2 separate regions of the Homo sapiens genome follow, and region 1 is linked to region 2. A link is a contact called in ENCODE Hi-C or POLR2A ChIA-PET data. All regions are on one chromosome and are shown on one strand. The core of a region is the stretch at or near the end of the contact, and the rest is flanking DNA. Distances in the headings are between cores, read along the strand shown. Region 1 holds the start of RRAS2 (RAS related 2). Region 2 overlaps SPON1 (spondin 1).

What was found. A loop is a pair of places that touch in the nucleus more often than their neighbours do. ChIA-PET counts read pairs that join two places held with the same protein, here RNA polymerase II (POLR2A). Pooled maps may share reads with other maps.
Region 1: a loop to region 2 is called in a pooled map, with 3 times the contacts of the local background. The contact joins the promoter of RRAS2 here to the enhancer-like site in region 2. A Hi-C loop is called at or near these places in 2 of 50 pooled maps. POLR2A ChIA-PET finds 5 or more read pairs at or near these places in 3 of 52 experiments (GM12878, H1 and WTC11).

What each region holds. Positions count from the first base shown.
Region 1 is chr11:14,357,293-14,363,339 of GRCh38, forward strand. It overlaps RRAS2 (RAS related 2), which reads right to left and starts at 1,891. Exons shown (of 6, transcript NM_012250.6): 1 at 1,471-1,891. The coding sequence starts at 1,578. RefSeq lists an enhancer at 721-820 and silencers at 1,061-1,180, 1,221-1,420, 1,491-1,990.
Region 2 is chr11:14,235,367-14,240,867 of GRCh38, forward strand. The region is part of intron 6 of SPON1 (spondin 1); the gene reads left to right. Among named protein-coding and RNA genes, the nearest start is that of RRAS2, 120 kb to the right of the region's middle. RefSeq lists an enhancer at 2,205-2,254. Within about 2 kb of position 2,350, at least 4 of the 41 ENCODE cell types and tissues checked have a DNase peak (open chromatin) inside an H3K27ac peak, as active enhancers do.

The DNA.
Region 1 (6,047 bases), core at 641-3,140, 120 kb after region 2:
CCCCTCACCCCCACCCTCCCTCAGCCATCAGACTAGTCCCCAAAGGGTTAGCTATAAATTGTTTTGCTTTGCCATTAGATACGTACAATCTCTCTGCGCCCTAGGGAAATAGCAACCTGACAGCATCCCTGATTCTGTAGCCTGCTAAACTTAAACCAATCTCACCCCTTACTCAGTGATTTTTTTAACCCACTAATAAGCATACTGTAAATGCTCATTACATAAAACATCCTTTCTTCCTGGATTCAAAGGTTTTAGCAGCAGTAATCCAGGGAATATTATAGCAGCAATTATTGCTCATTTACTCAATGTGAAAGGTGACAATCACATTTGTTACAGTACTCAATATTTTAATGTCACTATAAACACTAAGTGAAATAAGCTATTCAGGTATCCCAATTAATGACAAATGGGTGAAAAGGAAACCAGACAAAAATATTTCACCGTTCATACTCTAGATACTGTGAAAAATATCCTTGTTTCCTGTTATAACAGGGTACCTTCGTTCTCTCCCAGCATATGCCACACCTTTTAGGTTGACAAAAGCAGAAAGACATCGGGGCTTTGTGTTTTAAAAATCCCAAAAAAGACTACTCAAACCTCTCCCCAAGAGCAAATTCTAAGAAGGAAGAATACCACCTCCCTTTTCTTTACCACAAACCCCTGACTTACCGTCTCTAGCAACCAGAGAGGGCTGGGGGTAGGGGAGAGGGTGGTTAGAAAACAGAACGCACGACTCGGTCATATCCTAGCCCGGCCCATCCCAAACTTCACCTAGGCACGGCGAGAAGCAGGACGGCATCAGGAATTCCTAGGAAATGGTCTCACCCCATCAGAGAACATTTTTAACTTCCTAGAAGCCACCATTTCCCCGGGGCATTATCACACACTCCCACCCGGACATATTACCTAAGAGAGTACTTATAAAAAGAGCGTAACACACACACAAAGAAATACACAGTACTTGAAGCGGGCAGCTCCGGCTCAGGCGGCGCGGGGAAGCCCGGAGACCACGCGGAGCCGCGGCCAAGTTGCCACCGCTATCGCCCCGACGGTGAAGGCGCGGCCGCAGGCGGCTGGAAAAGCAGCGCGCGGGGCTCCAGCTCCAGCCCCACGCCCGGACCCTCGGAGCAGTAAAGCCCGGCTCGGTGGCCCAGCCTCTCCCGGAGGTCTCTGGCCTCGGCCAGAGCAATAAGGTGGATCGGTGCTTCCCACCCTTCCAGCTCCGCCCTCCCGACCACATTCCTGAGAAGCCCTACTCCCGCGACGCCGCGCCCGGGAGGAGGCAGGAGCGCGACGCTGCGGCCGCAGGGCAGGAGCGTAGTCGGCCCCGCGCCCTCCCGCCCCCTGGCCCCGGCCCGGGCCCGCGAGGCGCCTCTGGGGCGAGGTCGCGGCGGCCGCCCCGCCACAGGTAGCGCCAGCCCCCGCCCGCCGCCGCTCCGGCGCCCCGGGCAGGCCCGCTCCAGGTACCTGGATGAACTGGATGGTGAGCGCCGACTTGCCCACGCCGCCCCCGCCGACCACCACGAGCCGGTACTTCTCCTGGCCGGAGCCGTCCCGCCAGCCGGCCGCGGCCATGGGGACGCTACAGAGCCCAGCCTGACTGCGCCGAGCCGCCGCTGCCGCCCGCCCTAGGCCCGGCTCCGGGGACGTGTGCGGCCGGCGGGCTGCGGGCGAGCGGCCGGGCTGGGGTCCCGGGTACCGGGAGGCGTCTGGAGGGCCGGTCAGCGCGGTAGCGCGGCGCTGGGGACTGGCTGGGTACCGCCCGAGGCGCGGAGAAGCGGGGTGACGGCACGGGCCAGGGGCGGCAGCGGCCGGGGGGCGCGCTCCTCTACGCGTCTCCGCAGCGCCTGCCGAACGCAGCCTCCAGCGCCGCCACAAATGGCCGTCTGGGGGCCGGGCTGCCAGGCTGAGGTGCTGCATATGCATGAGGGGGCGGGGAGGGGCGGGGCCGCGCCGCTTGGGGCTGAGGTTCGGGAGGTAACCCGGGCTTCAGACCCCCACGGACACACCGCTCTAATCCCTAGCCAGTGAGCGAGTGCGTGAGAGTGTGGGAGTGGGTGTCAGTTGGGAGTGGGACGAAGGCAGAAAGAGTGTGTCACCCTAATTGTCTATGTAAGGGATTGTGTGGATGAAAAATACAATATGTGACGGCGTGTGCGAAAAATAGGGCTGTTGGCATATTAACTCAATTTTATAGGAGAGTACATACCCTGCTTTAAGAGTACAGATGGTGACCATATTTGTGTGAAAAACAGTATGTGACAGTGATTGAGGATTAGAGCTGTGTCACAGTAATTGAGTGTGTGATGGGCTGGTGGTTGTGACAGTGTGAAGAATGGGACAGTGGCTGAGCATGGAGAATAAGTCAGTGATTGAGCTTGCATGGGCAAGACGGAATGTGACAGATTTTGTATGTGTCAGTACAGTGTCATAGTGGCTATGTTTATGTGTGACAAATGTGCAGTAATTGGATATGAGGAGTGTGAGTGCGAGGGGTTGAACTCCTGGCCTCAAGCAATCCTCCCGCCTCGGCCTCCCAAAGTGCTGGAATTACAGGTGTGAGTCACTGCACCCGGCCTCATGGGGTTTTTAATAAGAATTAAATGAGCACATAAAACAGTGCTGCTACACAGGAAGCATTTACAGCAATCTTGGAACATGACTGCAAGTTCTTGGACTTCACTTGGTAACTCATTTGGAACCAGTAGAATGCAGCAGAAGAGATGCTGCCTAATTTCCCAGGCTAGATCAGAAGAGGCCATGCAGCTGTTCTCTTGGTATTCTCACTCCGGGAGGAACAAAGTCAGAAGTTTGACTATCATAAGACTGCCATGCTAAAGAGGCTACATGTAGGCATGCCAGTCGAAGTCTGATTGATGGCCAGGAGCAACATGCCATTTAAAAAAAAAAAAAAAAAGTCCCACTGAGCTCCCACCAGATCACCAGCATCACCTGCCAGCCATCTAAGTGAGACATCTTGGACACTCAGCCTAATCGAGCCTTCCAATGACGGCATCCCCTGTTAGCATCTGAATGCAACTGCGTGAGAGACCCCAAGCAAAAATACCCATCCAGGCCAGCCCATCCTGAATTCCTTTTTTAAAAATCTTTTTTTTTTCTTTTTTGAGACAAGATCCCTCTGTCACCCAGGCTGAAGTGTAGTGGCACAATCATGGCCCACTGCAACCTCCAACTTCTGGACTCAAGTGATCCTTCCACCTCAGCCTCCCTAGCAGCTGGGACTACAGGCACATGCCATCAAGATCAGGTAATTTTTTTTTTTTTAAGAGACAAGGTCTCTCTATGTTACCCAGGCTAGTCTCGAACTCCCAAAGTGCTGGGATGGCTGGGCGCAATGGCTCATGCCTGTAATCCCAGCACTTTGGAAGGCCAAGGCGGGCGGATCGCTTGAGCCCAGGAGTTCCAGACCAACCTGGCCAACATGGCTAAACGCATCTCTACTAAAAATACAAAAATTAGTCCGGAGTGGTGGCGTGCACTTGTACTCTCCGCTACTCCGGAGGCTGAGGTGGGAGGATCACTTGAGCCTGGGACGCGGAAGTGACAGTGAGCCAAGTTCACGCCACTGCACCCACGCCTGGGCGACAATGCGGGCTCAAAAAAAAAAAAAAAAAGTGCTGGGATTACAGGCATGAACCATCACTCCCGGCCCTTCTTGAATATTTGACCCACAAAATCATGAGCAAAATAAAATTGTAGTGGCTCACGCCTGTAATCCCAACACTTCGGGAGGCCGAGGGAGGCGGATTGCTCGCTTGAGCCCAGGAGTTCCAGACCAGCCTGGCCAACATGCCAAAACCCGTCTCTACAAAAAATTACAAAAATTAGCTGGGCGTGGTACACGCCTATAGTCCCAGCCACTCCGGAGGCTGAGGTGGGAGAATTGCTTGAACGCTGGAAGCGGAAGTTACAGTGAGCCAAGATCGTGAGATCACGAGATCACACCACTGCACTCCCGCCTGGGCGACAGAGCCGTCTCAAAAAAAAAAAATGTACTGGGATTACAGGCATGAGCCATCACTCCCGACCCTTATTGAATACTTGACCCACAAAATCATAAGCAAAACAAAATTGTTGTGGCTCATGTCTGTATTCCCTGCACTTTGGGAGGCCAAGGCAGGAGGATCGCTGGAACCTGGGAGGCGGAGGTTTCAGTGAGCCGAGCTCGGGGCCACCGCACTCCAGCCTGGGCAACAGAGCGAGACCCTGTCTCAAAAAAAAGTACATCGAAATACTGCTTCACACACACGAGGATGACTAAAATTAAAAAGACAGGTAAGTGTTGACAAAGATGTGAAGAAACTGGAGCCCTCATACACTGCTGGTAGGTGTGTTAAATGATGCCACTGCTTTGGAAAACTGTATGTGTCAGTTCCTCAAAAGATTAAATGTAGAGTTACCAACAACCTGACAATTACACCCCTACTTATCTGTACCTGAGAGAAATGAAGACATATATTCACATGAAAACTTGTTTGTGAATGTTATATATAATAGCCAAAAAGTGGAAACAACTCAGTTGTCCCTCAGCTGATGAGTGGATAAACAAAAAAATGTCGTATAGCCACGCAATAGAATATTATTTGGCAATAAAAAGGAATGAAGTCCTGATACATGCTACAGCATGGATAAACCTTGAAAACATTATGCTAAATGAAAGAAGACAGACACAAAAGACCACATATTATATAATTCCATTTATATAAAAGGTCCAGAATAGGCAAATCTATAGATACAGGAAGCAGATTTGTGGTTGCAGGATTACAGCAACCAATAGTAGGTATTGAGTTTCTTTTTGAGGAGTTGAAAATGTTTTGAAATTAGATAGTGGTGTTGATTGCACAACTCTGTAAATATACTAAAAACATTGGATTGTATGCTTTATATGGGTGAATTTTATTGTGTCTGTATTATGTCTCAGTGAAGCTACAAGGAAAAAAGATTCAATTGCAAGGTTTCATTTGAACTGTGAAGTTCAAGGAAGTGGCTTTATACTTCAGAATGTTCCCTATATTAACTCTATTCCTTTATTTTTTTTATTTGACTCAAACGTAGTATTCAGCAAATGAGAAGTCCATATGCTCAACCCCGCCCAGACTTTCTATGCCAAAATGAGCTCTTTCCCTTAGAAAATACCCCCAAAAGCATACAGCAGAAAGAAACTTCCATGCAAACACAAATCACTGAAGACACAGGAGAATATGGGAGAGGAAGAACTAGTTGTCACTCAAGCCAATTAAAGGTGAATTTTCAACTTAATCTGAAAAGTTTCCTTTTCAAGTAGCTGACAGATAATAAGTACATACATTTTCATGAAAAAGAATGATCTAGAACCTTGGAAAGAACAATAGAGATCATCCCCCTTACTTTATAGAAAGAAATCCTGTGACAAGGGAGAGAATTTCTTTCCCAATGTCACCTAGCAAGTTGTTAGCAGGGATTAGGAAACAGGTCTCCTGACTCCCCTGCTCAGAGCACTTTGCTCCATGCCAAGCTGGGTGTTATCCAGAACCCCGGAGAGCCTCACATCGCAGAAGCAGTGTGATGCTGCCAGTCAAGAGAGCTGTTGACTGCATCATTTTGACTTAAATCAAGCTTTTGTTTGGCTAAAGTGTTGTCAAGAGATTTCAACAGGCAGATTCAGAGCCAGATCTAGCCAGCGCATATGTTTTGGCCTACAATTCAAATTTTTTGTGTAAATTTTGAATTGGTTGCCGATATTTAAAAATAGGGTATGTCACAAATAAATCAGTATTTCTAACTCTTCTTGGAAAAATTAAGTGGAATATCTAGCAACACTGGACTGGCGTTATCTGGCAACAACTAGCTAAAGCTAAATACTGACTGCGTTTTAGAAAACTTAAGATCCTCCTGTTCATCAGGGTCACCAGCACTCTTCTATCACACACCACCCATTTGTTACCTGCCTGGCTTTAGTGGGCTTTAAGAGCTTGCAAATCCTACTATGACAATGTTCTCCACGAAGGATGTGCTTCCAAATCCCCTGTAGTGTATTTTATTTA
Region 2 (5,501 bases), core at 1,100-3,599:
AGGGGGAGATAGACAATAAAAAGTAAATAAGGCAGGACATGGTGGCTCACGCCTGTAATCCCAACACTTTGGGAGGCTGAGGCAAGCAGATGGCTTGAGCCCAGGAGTGTGAGGCCAGCCTGAGCAACAAAGCAAGACCCCATCTCTACAACTAATTTTAAAACTAACTGGGCATGGTGGTAGGCACCTGTAGTCCCAGCTATTTGGTATGCTGAGGGTAGAAGGATGGCTTGAGCCCAGGAGGTCATTCTACAGTGAGCCATGATTATGCCCCTGTACTCCAGCCTAGGCAACAGAGAAAGACCCTGCCTCAAAAAAAAAAAAAAAAAAAAAAAAAAAAAGTAAGCAAAATGCACAGTCAACTGGACAATGGCAAATGTTATGAAGAAAAGATAGTGGGATAAAGGAATAGGGATGCTGAGTCAAAAAGGGGGCAGGGACCTGCCATGGACATCAAAGTCCTCACTGAGAAGTTGACATTTGAGCAAAGACCTGGAGGAAACAAAGGAGAGAGTGCTCTGGTATCTGGGAGAACAGCATTCCAGGCACAGGGAACAGCAAGTGCAAGGTGTGCCTGGCATGTTTAAAGATACATAAGAAGTCCAGGATGCCGAAACCCAGGTTGTGGAAGAGTAGTAAGAGATGAGGCTCAGGAGGACAGGCAGACCATGGAGGGTGTGGGGGACCAGAGCAAGGTCCTGTCTGCTGTGAGATGCAAAGCCACTGGAGGATTTTGGCCAGAGGAATGGCATGATATGACTGCTGCACGAACAAGAGTCTGGAGGAAGGGAGGGGAGGTAGAGAGACCTGCTAGGAAGCAACTGCACTCATCTAGCTGAGCGATGATGGTGGCTTGGATCAGGATGGAGGCAGGCAGGAGACGGAAAGTGGTTGGATCATGAAGATATTTTGGAAGTGGAGTTGACAGGGTGTGCCGATGGATCAGTTGCAGGGTGGGAGAGAAAGAGGCATCCAGGGTGGATGGAACTGAAAGTACGGCATTGCCATGTAATGGGATGGGAAGAATGAAGGAGGCTGGGCTTAGGGAGGGGAAGATCAGGAGTTTGGTTTCAGGCACGTTGTTGAGTTTGAGATGCCACTTAGATACCCAGATGAAAATGTTGAGTGGCTGATATGCAAGTCTAGAGTCAGAGGCTAGTTTGCAATAGAAGATTACAGCTTAGGAATCATCAGCATATACACAGTTGGCTTTTTAAGGCAGGGGACTAAATGAAATCACCAAGGGAGTGTGGATAAAAGAGAAGACCAAAGGCTTGAGCCCTGGGGCACTTCAAGCTTTAGAGGAAAGTGAATAGGAGTCAGCGAGGGAGACTGAGAAGGAAGAGTTGATGAAGTGGAAAGAAAATCAGAGGCAGCAAGTCCCAGAGCCAAGGAGAAAGCTTTTCAAGGCAGAGGGAGTGAGTGACCAGCTGTGTCAAATACTGCTGAGGGGTCACAAGAGCTGAGAGCTGGGCACTGACTTTGGCTTTGGCACGGAGAGGTCACTGGTGACCTTGACGGGAGCAGTGAGTCTGCTGTCAGAGGAGAGGTGAGTCTCAGTTGCCTCACCTGAGAAATGGGGACACCCTCCTGCCTTCCTCAGAGAGCAGCAGTGCAGACCATGGGCAAACTGCAAAGTGCCACCAAATATGAGCTGTTTTATTTATGACCTGAGAAGCCCAGAGGCTGTTGAAATGAGGGGAGGCTACTGTTGGGCACAATTGGTTTTAAAGATGCTTACAGCCCCGTTATCACCTCATAAAATGGCTCATTTCTTGCTACTCATCACCAGAACACTCACCCAGGCATGAAAAAGTTACCTTCAGAGGTAGAAGCTGTCAGGATGGATATTTTTTGTGCATGGCAACTGGGAAAGAGAAAAAGCAAATAATGGGGCCAAATAGTGCTCACCGGGGTCTCCACGCAAGATTCCAGACACTGCTCTCCCAGAGGGAACCCCAGTGATCCTGTGCCTCAAAGCAAGGGCTCCTTGGAGAAAGCCACCAACCAGGGTCAGCTGTGCTCTCACTGCAAAATGAGCAACATGGGGGAGGGAGGAGAGAAGGATGGAGAAGAAGGACAGTCAGGGAAAGTGGAAAGAATGTGAGTTTGGAGTCAGATACACATGCGTTGGAATCGTGGTTCCTGTGTGGTCAGCAAATGACCTGACTCCTCTGAGCCACAGCTTCCTCATCTGCAGTGGACAGCGTGATAGCTATTTCCAAAGCTTTCTGTAAGAAACAAGCTGTTGAATGGGGGAATGCACACTGTGTGTGTGGCTGCGTATCACTGCATTTGCAATTAGTGGCACTGGGTTTTCCCCTGTTTAGTAGCAGACAGTTTTTCTTCAGCCCAAGGAGCCTGTGCCTTCCCGGCTTCATCAAACCGGTCGTCAGAACAGCAGTAACTTTCAGTGTTGTGAACATGGTCTGATATTCTTCCACGTGTGGCTGTGATATGCAGAACTGAAAGTAGGCTAGGACATGCCCTTAAGAGCAGCAGAAGTAGGAGGGGTGGGCCTGGTTCTCCTGGGCCACAGTGTGCACTTTCAGGCCCCATCTGCCTGGGTTCATGGTGGCAACGGGTGTGGCCTCTAGAATCAGACTGAGGTCTAAACTCTAGCTCAGCCAGTTAACTAACTGTGAAACTAATTTGGCCAAATAAATGTGTTTCTGAGGATTAAAACGTATATATCCACCTTGCAAATGTGTTGTAAGGATTAAATCAGATGCTGTCTATTAGGCAATTTGCAAGGTTAGCAAGATGCTTAGCACATAAAAAATAAATAATTATTGTTTTATTATTGTTGCTGTTTCCACCTGTTTCTATTCCTTTCCCTCTCTGATCATGGATTGCATCCCATTTCTCTTCCTGTGGGGAGGAGAGATGGTAGGGGCATCAGGCAAGTTGGCCAGGCTGACTCCACACTGAGGTCTGAGCCTCAGTGCTACCAGCAGCAAAGGAATGTTTAGGATGAGGAAATGGCTTGTGGTTCAGGACTGGAAGACAAAGTCAAAAAGTTAGGAAGAAAGGGGCAGGGGGATGTGACAGACTCTGGCCTTCTGCTGTGGGCACAGCTGGGATGTGTGGAGCTCTTCCTCATTGGGTGGCTGGCTCTGGAGTGCAGAGGAGGGTCAGCGTGGGGTAAGATTGGTTCAGACACCAGCCCCGACCCTAGACTCACAGTCTTACTTTCTGTTCTGCTCAGACCACCCTGTTTATCTCCTGGTATTGATGTAATTGCTGCCTCCAGAACAGATCTGTCCCAGATCTGTTTTCATTCCACATGAACCCGCTTCCCTCCAGACCTGACCTCAGCCCATGGCCTGTTAGGGGATATGCTCTTCCCATTTGGTACCAGTAACTGTGAGGTACAAGTACAGCTGTTGTATCCCCACAATATGCTTACAAAAGCAAAATGGAAGATGAATATGAGTGACCTGTAGTATCTTTGGGTTTTTTCCTATTTTAATTGGTATGTCTTTAGAAAAGTGTTGGCATCATCCAAATGAACCATGAACGATGGATGCCCTGAGACACTTTGTTTGAAAAGGGTCCTGTGGGAGCTGAGAAGGGGCTCTAAGTATTCTTGAAAGTTCCTGTCTGTGCCTTAGAGACTTGTTAAAATAAGCTTTTCATTTAAGTCTGAAGTGTGGGTTGCTTACTCTGAATTTAAGTCCTTCATTCTTCAGAATGTGAAATGCCCAGGGCCCTAGTGCCCCCATCCAAGCTACATAAGCCTTCCATCATATGCTCCCTGGGACTCAGAGCTTGGCTTTCAATGGAGGCAAGTTCTCCTGAGGCTTTGTGGGTTTGTACCTGCAACTGTGTGCTCCAGTCTCTGTACTCAGGCAGCGCAAGTCAATTCTGATATGAACTTACCCTGAATGTAAGTAAAAATAAGAATGATCAGTAATTTTTGTGGAGCACCTGCTATGTGCCAGGCACTTCATTGCCACATTACATGAGTTGTCATTTAGTCCCCCTAACAAGCACATGCAGAAGATCCTCTTTTTACCCTATTTCACAGATGAGAAAACTAAGAGAGGTCACAAGACTTGCCAAAAAACAGAGTTTGGCAGGGCACGGTGGCTCACACCTGTAATCCCAGCACTTTGGGAGGCCGAGGCGGGCAGATCACTTGAGCTCAGGAGTTTAAGACCAACATGGGCAATGTGGCGAAACCCCATCTCTACAAAAATACAAAAATTAGCCATGAGTAGTGGTGCACACCTGTAGTCCTAGCTACTCAGGAGGCTGAGGTGGGAGGATTGCTTGAGCCCGGGAGGCTGAGCCTGCAGTGAGCTGAGATCGTGCCACTGCACTACAACCTGGGTGACAAAGTGAGACCCTGTCTCAAAAACAAAACAAAAACACAGAGCTAGTAAATGGTACCATTAGCATATGACCTCAGGTATGATTCCAGAGCTTATGCTTCTCAACTATGCTACTTTCCTGCCTGCTGGATTCATAAACATTAAAAAGATGGATAGTATCCCGTGTGCCCTAAATTGAGAACATGGGCACATACACATCCTTGCTGGGAGTAGAAATTAGTACAGACATTTGGAGGGCAATTTGGTAGGGCAGACCACAGTTTTAAATTTGCTTCACATTTTGATCACTCCTATGACTCAATGATACAGGAATCCTTGGATGTATGAGCAAATAAATACGTACATGAGTCTTCATCACAGCATCATTTATGAAAACAACTAAATATTTACTAATGGTGCCAGTGGAATCAATTAGAGAACATCCCCTGCTACATAACTCTCTGCATACATCAAAGAGAATGGTGTGGCTTTGCTTTTTCAACAATCTACTGAGCGGCCGTAGGCATGGTGATATGGCCATGAATGAGCAAGATTCTCTCTGATCCTTATAGAAGTTAAGTTCTACCAGATAACTTGCTGCTTCAACAAAAATATTTAGCTTTTTAAATAAATGTGGTAGAATGCTCCTGCTTTCTTGTTTCATTTAACTCAAATGATCACCAAAAAAGAGAACAATAAGCTGTTGACCCTGCAGATGTTGTGTAACCACTAGATGAAAAGATTTACAGCAGGAAGCTGTCATGCCCACACATATGGTCCCACCATCCTTGGAGCCTCCATAGGTCTAAATGGAGTTTCATCACCATAAATAAATGGTAATGTAGGTTCCAAACTATACTTGTGGAGTTATACATTTGATCTTGGCCAAAAGGCCAAGAAGCAATATTGTGTGTGTGTGTGTGTGTGTGTGTGTGTGTGTGTGTGTGTGTGTGTAGTTATATATTACAAAAGCAAAATCACTATATCAGCTGGGACCTGTAAACCAGAATTTAACTGTAAAGCAAGGTGAATCTGCATGGCCAGCTAACTTGGCAGCCACCTTCACTCCACCCACATTGATTTTATTTTCTAGTGAAATATTTCTTCAAGAGCAAACAGACTGTCATCAGACAGTATCTCATTACCAGGATCTGATATCTTGGATTTCCTTTTTCTAAGTCTTGA